Regions from separate parts of the Homo sapiens genome. Here region 2 is linked to region 1. A link is a contact called in ENCODE Hi-C or POLR2A ChIA-PET data. All regions are on one chromosome and are shown on one strand. Each heading gives the region's core, a stretch centred on a gene start or an enhancer-like site at or near the end of the contact. The rest is flanking DNA. Distances are from core to core; before and after follow the strand shown. Region 1 overlaps PARVB (parvin beta). Region 2 overlaps SHISAL1 (shisa like 1).

Region 1 (6,451 bases), core at 2,567-5,066:
ACATAAAATATCAAATAAAGGCATTAGCCCTGCTCCTTCTGCCTCTGCCTCACACTAGTGCTTTCCATGTGGCCTTCTGTGGCATGGTGTGCTATGGTGTGGCGTGGCTTGGCATGGTGTGGCGTGGCGTGGCATGGCGTGGCATGGCATGGCCCTGAGTGGCCTGCTACACCTCCTTTCAGAACTATGAGTTTAACAAACTATCTTTTCAAGTCAGTCTTCTCCCAATCTGTTTGCTTCACCACCTGAAAAATAAAACTTACGTTTTAAGACTAGGGCAGAAACCCTTAATGAAGGACTTGCTTTTCCCAATGGACTTTTCTAAAGATGACCTTGAGCTAAGAACTTAGACTCCCAAATGCCCCCAGCATCTGATCAAGAGGCCAGATCTATCGGGCTCCTCATTGGCCTCCCCAAGACCAACTTAGTGCCACGGAAGCTCAACTGTCTCAGGGCAGGGAGCGGAGGAACCCCCGTACCAAGCTGGGTGTCTTCAGGGTGAACATCCACCAGGGCGGGGGACATCGGTGAGTTGATGGCATTCTTGCCTTCTTCCTGCAGGTCACTCACTGTTGAGCAAAAGGAAAGAAAAACCAGGTTAGTATACACGGAGTGCCGTGGCCTCACATGTTGGCTGTGGACGCAGAGAGAAATCAATTCCTGTTTTTTTCAGCATTTAACAAACATTCCTAAAAGGTCTGTTGCCCAGAAAGAGTCAGAGGGAAAAATGCTCTGAACCAAGAATACATTCTGCAGTTCCTCCCCACCCCAAATATTTCCCAGGTCTCGCTGAGCTCTGCCAGTCTGTTTTCACTGCCCTTTGAAACTCATAACTAAGACACCAAAGCTTCCAGATGCCTCCAGATGCTTCCAGATCTGACCAAGACTGCTGAGGCAGACAAAGCATGGACCACAGCGATGGGGCATGAGAGAGTGGGGCTGCCTTCCCTCTGCCGGGGGGCTGCGTCCTGAACCACGGACTCAAGATGCTAACCCCCTCCGGTCATGCATACAGGTGAATCTGGAGTTTAAAGTGGGGTCACTGGTGATGGCCACATTCACAGGCACAGAAATCTGATGGAACACCCGGGTCAGGATGGCTGGAACATGCAACAGAATCTAATAAAGAGAGCCAGAGGCTCCAAGTCAGAAACACCATGACCTCCTGTCTCAAGGGAGTGCTGAACAGTTACAGGATCTGGAACGCCCAGTGATTAGGGACAATCCCAGAACCAGAAATGACCCCTCATCTCCCTGCACCAGTGAGACCCTGCAGGCCTTTCAGCCACATCCACCAGGGAGGAATACCCACCCACACAGACACCAGGTGCCAAAACCCTTGCTTCTGTAATGTCACGCTTTCTCCACAGTCACAGCCTCAGCCTCTGCTGCATGTAAGACTCGAGGTTCCAGCCCCAAGATGCATCCATGGTGCCGGGTGCAGGTAGGGCCCTGGCCACTTTCATGGCACTGGTGGAGGGCCGCTGGGGAGCAGTCCCTGATCACATGCTGCAAAGGTACCCAGGCCAGTGTGCCCGGAGCTGTACCTCTTTCTCCATGAAACAGGTTCAGAAGTAAAATGGTATTTCCTCTTTTAACACCAGAATCACCTTGAACCTTGAACACCTCTAGCTCTGGACATCCAGCCTCCACAGCGGCAGATGATGGAACAGCAAGGGGGTGTGGCATGATGGCTTTGGAGCAGCAGGCCAACAGGGCCCCACTCATGCTGGCCGTGAGACCCCAGGTACATCCCACTCACCTCTCTGCACCTATTTCTCCATATGGCATTTATAGGTAACACTGTAAAAATGCCAGGGCCTTTGGAAGGGCTGAATGTAACCATGAATGTTGAGCGTCCAGTCCAGAGCATGGCACATGATGGGCTCTTGGGACACGTCTGTGGACCCAGCCTTCAGGACGACACAACCTCCATCCTTCATAAGGACAATGGCAGCAGGGCCCAAGGATGCCAGCTCCTCTCATGTCAGCAAAGGCCGATATTCAGCTTCTTAAAAAGCGGACCCTCTTTTATTCCCATTTTCATAGCTGCAGGACTCAAAATAGCCCAAAAGTAGAAATAACCCAGGTCGGGTGCGGTGGCTCACACCTGTAATCCCAGCACTTTGGGAGGCTGAGGCAGGTGGATCACGAGGTCAAGAGATCGAGACCATCCTGGCCAACATGGTGGAACCTTGTCTCTACTAAAAATACAAAAATTAGCTGGGCGTGGTGGCGTGCGCCTGTAGTCCCAGCTACTCAGGAGGCTGAGGTGGGAGAATTGCTTGAACCCAGGAGGCGGAGGTTGCAGTGAGCCAAGATCACACCAGTGCACTCCAGCCTGGTGACAGAGCGAGACTCCATCTCAAAAAAAAGAGTGGAAATAACCCATGTTTCCGCACATGGAATTTATAGGTAACACTGCAAAAATGCCAGGGTCTTTGGAAGGGCTAAATGTAACCAAACAATGAACATCAAGTCCCCAGCCCAGAGCATGGCACGTGATGGGACTCTCAGGACGTGACCGTGGACCCGACTTCCAGGACAACACAACCTCCCTCCCTCATAAGGACAATGGCAGCGGGGCCCCAGGATGCCAGTTACCCACTCCCCCGAAGGTAATATATTTGCATTTTAAACAGGCACCTTATCCTAGAGGACTGCCTGATGCAGGAGTATCAGAGCCTAGGTACAGGTTGGGGTTAGGAAGTTCTTTGATTCGAGGGAACCTTCGGGCACTGCTGCAGTCACTGAGTCTTGGCATTTGAGAACACCAGATGAATGAGTAAGCAAAAGGTAGTCCACGTATACAACGGAATATTATCTAGCCCTAAAAAGGAAGGACATTCGGACCAGGCTACCGCATGGGTGAACCTTGAGAATGTTCTGCTCAGTGAAATAAGCCAGACACAGAAAGTCAAACACTGTACAATTCCACCAGTAGGAGGTCCCTCGAGTAGGCGAATGCATAGAGGAGAAAGCAGTCTGGTGGATGCCAGGGGCGGGGGAAGTAGCAAATAGAGAGGTAGTGTTGAATGATGGCAGAGTTTCGGTTTGGAAAGATGAAAGAGTTCTGTGGGTGGGTGGTGGTGATGGCTGCACAATGAGAACGTACTTAATACCAGTGAACTCTGCTCTTGAAAATGGCTAAGATGGTAAAGTTTACGTTATGCCTATTTTACAACAATTTTTTTAAATAGCAAAAAAAAAAAAAAAAAAAAAGCAGGCCCTCTCCAGGTAACCCACATTCCAGCCGCGAGCCAGCCTGGCTGCCGCACACACTGTCCTCCACCCACAGCCAGCATCCTAAGGGAAGATCCAGGCACCACTCATCCTTGAATTTCCAAAATCCTTAGCATAACGCTACACCAGCAGTGGACAAATGTTAAATACCTTCACAGGGAAATGATACAGACATAGAGTTTTGAGACTCCCTCTGCCCCACCTCTCTAAAAATAATCCAGAAGAACCCCCACAGGTCACCCAGATCAGCTGAGAAAACAGGGACCAAATTTCAGCAAGTATTTGTACCACATGACGAGTTACAAAGAGAGTTGTAACCAGCAGAGAGTCTTAAAAGGCAGAAAGGAAACAGGGAAAAGTGATTTTTCACAGAAATCCTTGGGAATATGATAGCCCTGGAGCACAGGGGGTCGGGGTGGAAGTTCCATGTCCTGGCTGGCATCATAGGAGGACACAACAGGGGCAGGGAGGTCCCGTCCAGCACAGCTGCCTGCAGTGCTCACGCTGATGGCAGAGGAAGAACAAAAGACCCAGTTTCCCTATGTGTGGAGGATTACACAGGTGGGCTACGCCCGAGAGTCCTCTTGGCAAGGCCCGAGAGCTGGCACTGCACCCATGTGCCTGGGCCTGAGGGGTGGGGAGGGAGACCTCGGGGCAAGTGGTCAACGCTTCGAGGCAGCCCTGCTCACCTGATTTCAAAAACACAGAGAGGGAGGAGGAGAGAAGCCACATTTTGAAAGCCTAGAAATTGGGTCATATCAAAACAGAGATTTCCACACCGCCCTTGAACATCAAAGATGACACTAAACAGGGCCAGGGATTTTGTGACCTTAATAAATGAGAAACGTGCTCACGAACACCGCCCAGGGACTGCTCAGCAGCGCATTCTGAAGGGGCTGGTTATGCACGATGGCCTGAGGGAAGCAAAGGCTTCGGGGACCAGGAGGAGGGGGGCACAGGCTGGCAGACCCCTCGGTTGGCAGGAGGAGCCCAGGCCTGTGGCCACAGAGCCCCAGTCCAAATCTCGCATTGCCACTTGTTGGTGTGTGGCTTCGGGGAAGTCCCCTCACCGCACTAAGCCTCAGTTTCCCCATCTGTAACATGGGGTGGTGGGAATACCGGCCTCACAGGAACTTCCTCACATTTCCTGAGGAATAAGGGGAACCGTGAGCACCCACACATGGCCCACAAACTACTCCCTGCAAGTGGGAGAGGCAGCTGTGGATGTACAGGGTCTCTGTGATTAGGCTCCAAGAGAGACACAGACTGGAGGAAGAGTGACCACAAGGCAGGCGAGGTCCCCTATTCCACAGAGAAGCATGGAGGGCTTCCTGGAGGAGGCAGCAATTGAACTGGCCTTGAAATATGGCCAGGCTAAGGAAAGGGCCTTCGGGGCTCTTTGCAGAGTGCAGTGGAGACAAACCACAGCCAGCATGTCCAAAGCTGAACCCCATGAAGGTTTGAGGGATGCCCTTCTGGGCCTTGCTATATTTTGCAGCCTGGGTTCCCTTATGGACACAGCTCCTTTGCAGAAGAACTTGCAGCCTGGATCTGATCGTCACCTTCAGAGGATCGGTGTGATTTTTGGAAGGAGGGGCTCCTCTCACACCCTTGGCTTCCCCCCTCCCCCGACCCCCCCGCCACCTGAACGGTGCCAGTTTACTGGCTTTCAGTGAATCCCAGGAATGTTTTGGTTTTTAAAGTACCGGTCTACTTGCCAGAAAGACAAACCCTTCAAAGATGTGAAGTGCCGGCTGTCTTCAGTCACAGAGAAAGATCTGCTGGCCCGGGTGTGCTGGCCCGGGTGTGCTGGCACAGGCGCGCTGGCACAGGCATGCTGGCATGCATTCTCTCAGTGTCTGGAGGGTGTGGAGGGTGTGAGCTTCCAAGGGACTGGGGCTTGATTTCATGAGATGGGTGATTAAGGGAAAAAGACCGCCTTGTGCTTGTTTTCCTAAGTGTCTGCATTGTTCTAAGATGAATGTCTCTGTCCACACGAAACCCAGCAGCCAGCCACGAGGGAGTCGATGCCAACTCGTTCCCACCGCAGCAGAGTTCACCTGCAGCACCACGCTCTGTGGCCTGCACGGGGGGCCAGGTAGGAAGAGAGAGACAGGAGGGCATTTGATAGGAGGAGGGCCCCTTGGCACACTGTCTCTGGAGACGGGCACTCCTCGCTCAGCCCGGGATGGCAGAGTGGGAAGTGCAGGCTGCAGTCACCAGATCTGAGTTTTCAAGAAAAGCTGGAAATGTGGGGTTTGGTGTGGAATCTCCCCATTTATAAATACGAGCCATTAATTCAAATTTTGTGGGCCAGCCAGAGGGCACACAACCTCGGATTACAGAACATACTTGTCCAACCCATATTGCTGACTGTCCATTGGAAAGGGGGAGAGCACCACTAACGTTTCCTGAGCACCTACTATGTGCAGGGCATCTTCCATGCCAGCCATTCACCTTGTCTCCTAACAAGTCTGAGGGAGGCCGGGCACGGTGGCTCAAACCTGTAATTCCAGCACTCTGGGAGGCCAAGGTGGGCAAATCACCTGAGGTCAGGACTTCGAGACCAGCCTGACCAACATGATGAAACCCTGTCTCTACTAAAAATACAAACATTAGTCAGGCGTGGCAGTGGGCGCCTGCAATCCCAGCTACTTGGGCGGCTGAGGCATGAGAATTGCTTGAACCTGGGAGGTGGAGGTTGCAGTGAGCTAAGGTTGTGCCACTTCACTCCAGCCTGGGCAACACAGCGAGACTCCGTCTGTCTCAAAAATAATAACAATAATAATAAATAAACAAGTCTGTGAGGGAGTGGCTGGTCCTGTGCTGTTAGATGTGAAGCCCCAGAGTCAGGACTAAAGCCAGTTCTACCTGATCTTGCACCTCACTGTGCCCTACTAAATCCTACCTATCTTCAACCTCATCTTACTGGCCGCCTCCTCCAAGAAGCCCTCCTGGGTGTTCCCCTCTCCCCAGCTGAAGCCACACAGCCATGTAACTATCTCCTTCCCGAACTTGCCTTCCTGCCAGTGCCAACCCAGTTCCTGCACATAGTAGGCCTTTTAATATATTCAAGGAGCAGCACAACAGAGAGCTTAGAATCCCAGAGCCAGGCTGCTGGTTTTGGATCCCAGCTTGACCACTGACAAGGTGTGTGACCTTGGGCAAGCTGCTTGACGGCTCTGTGTGTCTCAGTTTCCATCTGTAA
Region 2 (6,485 bases), core at 191-2,690, 220 kb before region 1:
AGGAGGGCTGGTAACTGGGGCTGCTTGTGGATGAGGTGGCACTTGAGCCAGGCCCCATGGGCAGGTTCAGTTTGGACGTACACGGTGGGGAAAGGGATGCCCACGGGCAGGACCAGCTGGGCAAAGGCCCAGACTCCTGAGCTCCGCCACCAGCCGCTTCACACCCAGAATGCTGGGCAAGACTCATCCTCACCCCAAGGTCAGCCTCCCGCCCCCCATGACAGTAGAGTAGGTGGGATGTGTTTGGGGAACAGGCCACTTGTCCTTTGTTCTCCATCCTGTGGGGTTCAGGCCCGAGCGTGGCCCCTGTCTAAGGAGGGCCAACCCTGGGGCAGAGGTCATGGTTCTGCCACCCTCGGCAGCCCATGCTCTGTTCTCCCAGCTCACTCTCAAGTTAGGACACAAACCAGGCACGCTGCACAGAGTGCTCCTGCCCATGCTGGCCCCAGATGAACCCCACCCAGCCCCTGCCCTAGCATGGCCTCCAGACAGCCCGAGATCACCCTGGGGACGGGGGAAGTCAGAGTGTCAGAAGCTCGCCTGGGGAGTGAGAGAATCACGGGGGAAGAACTGCCCTGAGAGGTGGCCACCCAGGATGAGCCTCCAGGCTACGGCTTTGGAGAGGGGAAGGGTGGTCCTAGCACAGGGGAACAGCATGAGTAAAGGCCCAGAGGCACCACAGACCCAGAGGGCTGAAGCTCCAGGAACAGGGAGGGCAAGATGGCCACAGTGCCAGGCCACAAGGGGCCTCAGGTGCGAGCGCAGCCTTGAACCCAAGGGGGCAGGTAGGTGATTAGGTGGGTACTTGGGAAAGCTGGCTCTGGGGGCCGCCTAGGGCTTGGGTTGATGGAAGAGGCAGAGTCAGAGACAGCAGCAGCAAGAAGCACGTGGCCAGGCCTGTCCAAGGCTTCCATGCCTCACTTCCTTTAGTTGGTGAATTAGATGCCGATGTTGGTCCCCATTCTAGGGCTGAGGACACTGAGGCTCAGGTGTCACCCCAGGTCACATGGGATGTGGTTACAGAAGGTGGAGCCAGGACTTGGTCCCAGGCAGAGGGCTCGACCCCCAAGCCCTGCTGCCCTAGACCCAGTCCTGCAGTGGACTGGAGGTGTCGCGCTTGGTCGTGCCCAGAAGTGGGGCGTGGTGGGCTGAGGAGGGGCTGGCTGGAAGCCCCCAGTGCTGTAGGGGGTCTCCAGGCATCAGGCCAGCATCCAGGCCTGTGGGAGCCTGAGGCCTCAGCCCCTCCCCGCAGGCCATCCTGCATCCTGCCCTGCCGAACCTGGCTGACACAAAAACAGATCCGTTGCTGTTCCTGGTGGGGTTTAATTCATCTTCCCAGCTCTGTTTCTCTTCACGTGCCCTCCTTCCTCTCCTTCCCCAGCCTCGCCAAGTTCGGTGTTTAAAAATAACCTTCAAATCTCGGAGCAGCAGTCCCAGGCTGACCGGAGGGGTGGCCCGCAGAGATGCATGCCTGACTCGTGATTCTGGCCATGGTCAAACAACGAGCGTTCAGGAACGTCCCACTCAGCCAGAATGTTCTTCCAGTTGTTTGAGTTTTGTTGTTGGCCACGGACTACCATCTTAGGAAGTTTACCAATTTTCAGAGAAATAGAACCCGGGAGGATAAATTTAATCTGTCTCTGGTAAATGTGCTTTCTGGGGGTCCTCAGGAGGCCTCAGAAGCTTTTTCAGTGCCAGGAGGTAGAGTGAGCTTTGCTGCTGAGTGGCTGTGTGACCTTGGGCAAGTCACTTCACCTCTCTGAGTCTCAGCTTCCCCCTTCTGAGATGGGAGCTTGGTGATCCACCTCCTTAGGCTGACATGGGGGTCACCTGAGACAGTGCAGTGAATACCAGGGTTCAGCCTGGTGCACCAAGAACTCTGCGAGTGTGAGCCAGCCTGGGTCAGCAGCCCCAGGTGGCAGAGTGAGCCAGCCTCGGTCAGCAGCCCCAGGTGGCAGGCAGCACAAGGCCCACAGGAGGATGGAGGACGGCGGACGCCCTTCCAGGCCTGTTCTTGGGCTGCCGGAGTGGTGTCCCACAGACCTCATTTGTGGGGCCCCTCAGGGGATGTTGTCCAGTGGTGTAACACGCCATCATTATCAGAGCTCCCAGATCCCAGGTCCCCTCCACACACGCCATCGTCATCACAGCTTCCTAAGCCCAGGTCCCCTCCACACACGCCATCGTCATCAGAGCTCCCCGAGCACAGGTCCCTTCCACACACGCCATCATCATCACACCTCCCCGAGCCCAGGTCCCCTCTGCACACGCCATCGTCATCACAGCTCCCCGAGCCCAGGTCCCCTCCACACACGCCGTCGTCATCACAATTCCCCGAGCCCAGGTCCCCTCCGCACACGCCATCGTCATCACAGCTCCCCGAGCCCAGGTCCCCTCCACACGCCATCGTCATCAGAGCTCCCTGAGCCCAGGTCCCTTCCACACACACCATCGTCATCACAGCTCCCCGAGCCCAGGTCCCCTCCACACACGCCATCGTCATCACAGCTCCTTGAGCCCAGTTCCCCTCCACACATGCCATCGTCATCACAGCTCCCCGAGCTCAGTTCCCCTCCACACATGCCATCGTCATCAGAGCTCCCCGAGCCCAGGTACCCTCTACACATGCCATCGTCATCACAGCTCCCTGAGCCCAGGTCTCCTCCACACACACCATCATCATCACAGCCCCCTGAGCCCAGGTCCCCTCTGCACACGCCATCGTCATCACAGCTCCCCGAGCTCAGTTCCCCTCCGCACACGCCATCGTCATCACAGCTCCCCGAGCCCAGGTACCCTCCACACATGCCATCGTCATCACAGCTCCCTGAGCCCAGGTCCCCTCCACACACGCCATCGTCGTCAGAGCTCCTTGAGCTCAGTTCCCCCTCTGCACATCCCACGGAGGGACCCAAGGTGATGACTTTGGCCTTGTGAACATCAGTGCTATTGAACTCATGGCCCTGAGGCTGGCCGCCTCATGGAAGCCTGACTGGGATCACAGCAGCTGGCTGGTCCCCAAGGCCTGGGGAGGTTTCCAAAGTAGCTTTCTGACCTAGCTTGGAATGGGGAGGTTGGCTTCTAAGCTTTGCTGTCTCAGATCATTAGAAATGGAATTTTTACTTAGGTAACTTCTCGTGACGCACGGCGGGTTATTCTTTCTACTGAGGATTCAGCTTTCAGCTCTGGCCCTGAGCTGCCTTGGGGGCGTGGGGAGTAAGGGCAGCCCCTACCTCCTCATGCAGAATCCCCCAGACCCCTTCATCCAGAGTTCCCCACACGCCCCTGGGGCTTTTGTCCAGCATACAGGGCTGCGGCTTTGATCGCACGGTGACCTATCTCAGGCCAGACTCGGGGGGTTGGGGGCACAGCCAGGCCATGGATGCCAAACAGACCCCCAAGGAAAGCCCAGGCTGGACGTGGGACCAGCGCAACCACAGCGTGCTGTGGCAGGGACACCTGCAGTGTGCAAATCCACATGACCACGGGGTGTGCCTGAGGGCCCAAGGCTGGTGTCCCGCAGGGCTGGGATTCCCACCCAGTCCCTGGAACTCCTAAGCCCCAGCCCCCGCCTTCAGGCTGCACACTGTCCTTTCCTAGAACCACGTTGTCTCACAACAAATCTCTGCAGTGTGCGTTCATCTCTGGAACTGTCCCCCAGAGGCATAAAGGCCTCTCCAGCTCTGGACCCTGGGTCTGCGAAGGCAGATCGGGGGCTGAGGGCCAGCCCTGGCCAGGACCCTCATGGCCTAGTAGAAGAGGTCCTGGGAAGAATCGCATAACGGGAGGCTGCTGGGCACCCTTGCCTGTGCTCCCTGAGGGCAGGGACTCACCTCTTCTGTGTTCCTAGAGCCCAGCCCAGGGCCTGGCCCCGAGTGCAGGTCAGCAAGTGGGTGTTGAGAGAATAAGTGAATGGATAAATGAATTAACACATGAATGAAAGAAGAGATGGAATACTATAGGCCTCAGTGGAGGGGCAAACTTTTTCCAGCTGATAAAATCATGGCAGGCTTCCTGGAGGAGGTAGTACTGAAGCAGCTTCTAAAGTGATGCAGGATTTGGACTCCTAGGGGTGAAGGAAGAGTACCCCCCAGGGGTGAACATCAGCCCCGCAACATCAGCCAGTACACTCAGGGCTTTGTAGGGAGTTGGAGCACCAGGAGCAGGGGCCAGGCCTGTGGCTAAGGTAGATCCTCCTCATTCACTCAACAAACCTACCAGCTCTTGGACCTGAGCCCCAGCCACAGAAGTGGGGCAGCCCCACCCTACGGGGGCCAGAGGAGCTGGAGTCTGGGGACCTGTTTCAACTCTTATTGGGCCTCAGCTTCCCCATCTGTAGAATGGAGCACGGGGGAGGCATCTCAGGGGTCCCGTCACTCTCCACTCCCACAGCGCATTTTCCAGGGCTGATCCATAGGACTCCCCCGGAGAAATCCATTCCTGAGCACTCCCAGATGCTTGACCTCGGCTTATCCTCCCAGGAGGGCCAGAAGGAGGCTGGGAGGAGGCCCAGGCTCAGAGCAATTAAGCAGCTTACAGCTCCCAGGGACGAGCAGGGCAGTGGTGGGAGCAGAGAGGCCTGCGGGTGGATGGGGGCAGCCCCTCCCCAGAGGAAGAGATGAGTAAGCTTAGTGTTAGAGGCCTGCGTTTCAGTGGCATTTTACAATCCTGATAGTCCCTTCCCTTGTTCTGGCAAACCAGACTTCACAAGGTCAGCACCTGACGTCCCAGCTCCCGCCACGATGCCCATGCTACAGGGGAGGAGACCAAGGCTGCAGAAGCAGGGCCTAGGCCAGGGCCAGGCCATGAGCACTGTGCGTTTGGCCTTGAGTTTTGCCCCATCTCGCTCCGAAGTCTCCAACCTCTGGGTGGCCCGAGTGGCTTTCCTTTCTGCCTGCCCAGAGCCCTAACTCTGCCCCCAGTAAAGCAGCATTCAGAGCTGCCCTGGGACCCAGGTTGGTGTCCCCTCTGCTCTCCCTGACCAGGCTGTGAGCTCTGGAGGGCAAGGCAGCTGCTGGGTGGCTCCCAGGGCCCAGAGCAGGTGCCAGGACAGTCTGGGCATGCAGAGGGGCTTGTTTCTTTGGACTGCCCATCATCTTCCACCATCTCTTCTTTCAGAAACGTGTGGTCTGGCAGCAGATCCCTGCACTGCATGTTCAACTCTGAAACCGTCCTCCTGGGGGGCGGAGGGCCTCACCTGGCGTGGACAGGATGGAGCGGGCAGGGAGTCTGCTCTGCAGATGGTGGAGGTGGGGCTGGGGGATGGGAGGGTGGTTCAGCCAGGCCAGGAGGTCCTCAGGGTCTCCCACCCGGGTGGGATTCGGGGCTCTCCAGGCCCCACCATCCTCACATCAGACCCTGCCCCCAAGTATGCAGGTGAGCTTCCTCGTGTGGACCCAACCCAGCCCTTCCACGGACCAGGCTCCACATGAGAGGCTGTACCTGTTTGCTCGGGCTGCCTAGCAAAGCTCCTCAAACCAAGAGGTTTCAACAAGAGGAATTTACTGTCTCAGCCTGGAGGCTGGAAGTCCAAGTCAGGGTGTCAGCAGGGTTGGGTCCTTATGAGGCTGTAGGGGTGAATCTGTTCCTGGGGGTTCGCTGGCAATCTTTGGCATTCCTTGGCTTATATGTGCATCACCCCAACCTCTGCCTCCATCTTCCCATAGTGTTTTCCCTGCACAGGTGTTTCTGTGTCCAAATTGTCCCTTTTTATAAAAAACACCAGTCTTCTTGGATTAGGGAGCCACCCTACTTCACCCTGATGACCTCATCTTAACTAATGACCTCCGTGATGACCCTATTTCCAAACAGCGTCAACCTTCTGAGTCCTGGGAGTTAGGACTTCAACATGTGAATTTGGGGGGAACACAATTCACATACCATAACAGGGTGCCACCAGGGAGAGGATGGGGTACAGTACCTCTTCTGGCCCAGAGCCGGGCACATAGTAGATGCTCAGCAAATCAACTCCCATCTCTCATCTCTACTGCTCCCACCAGATACACGCAGGCAACAGGGGCTCTGGGAGGACGACGCTGTTACACAGAGCACTTAGATGGCCTGTCCTAGCCTCCGTTTCCAACTCCTATGGGAGACAGGTTGATCATAGTCTAAGTAATCTAGTCCCCTCAGGGCCCAAAGCCCTGTCTCTAGTGGCCCTGCTGATACCCCAACCCCAGGGTCTTTGCCCCTGCTGCCTCCTCACTGCACCCACCCCAGGGCCTTTGCCCCTGCTGCCTCCTCACCGCACCCACCCCAGGGCCTTTGCCCCTGCTGCCTCCTCACCGCACCCACCCCAGGGCCTTTGCCCCTGCTGCCTCCTCACCGCACCCACCCCAGGGCCTTTGCCCCTGCTGCCTCCTCACCGCACCCACCCCAGGGCCTTTGCCCCTGCTGCCTCCTCACCGCACCCACCCCAGGGCCTTTGCCCCTGCTGCCTCCTCACCGCACCCACCCCAGGGCCTTTGCCCCTGCTGCCTCCTCAC

The links. Hi-C counts contacts between places; a loop is a spot of excess contacts on that map. ChIA-PET counts read pairs that join two places held with the same protein, here RNA polymerase II (POLR2A). Pooled maps may share reads with other maps.
Region 2: a loop to region 1 is called in a map of sigmoid colon, with 4 times the contacts of the local background. The contact joins two enhancer-like sites. A Hi-C loop is called at or near these places in 1 of 168 maps with a recorded cell type or tissue (sigmoid colon) and 5 of 50 pooled maps. POLR2A ChIA-PET finds 5 or more read pairs at or near these places in 1 of 52 experiments (activated naive CD4-positive, alpha-beta T cell).

Annotation. Positions count from the first base shown.
Region 1 is chr22:44,088,046-44,094,496 of GRCh38, reverse strand. PARVB (parvin beta) reads right to left here. Exons shown (of 13, transcript NM_013327.5): 2 at 480-569. Among named protein-coding and RNA genes, the nearest start is that of TRU-TCA2-1, 59 kb to the left of the region's middle. Within about 2 kb of position 3,816, at least 2 of the 41 ENCODE cell types and tissues checked have a DNase peak (open chromatin) inside an H3K27ac peak, as active enhancers do.
Region 2 is chr22:44,302,644-44,309,128 of GRCh38, reverse strand. The region is part of intron 1 of SHISAL1 (shisa like 1); the gene reads left to right. Among named protein-coding and RNA genes, the nearest start is that of SHISAL1, 7.1 kb to the left of the region's middle. Within about 2 kb of position 1,440, at least 4 of the 41 ENCODE cell types and tissues checked have a DNase peak (open chromatin) inside an H3K27ac peak, as active enhancers do.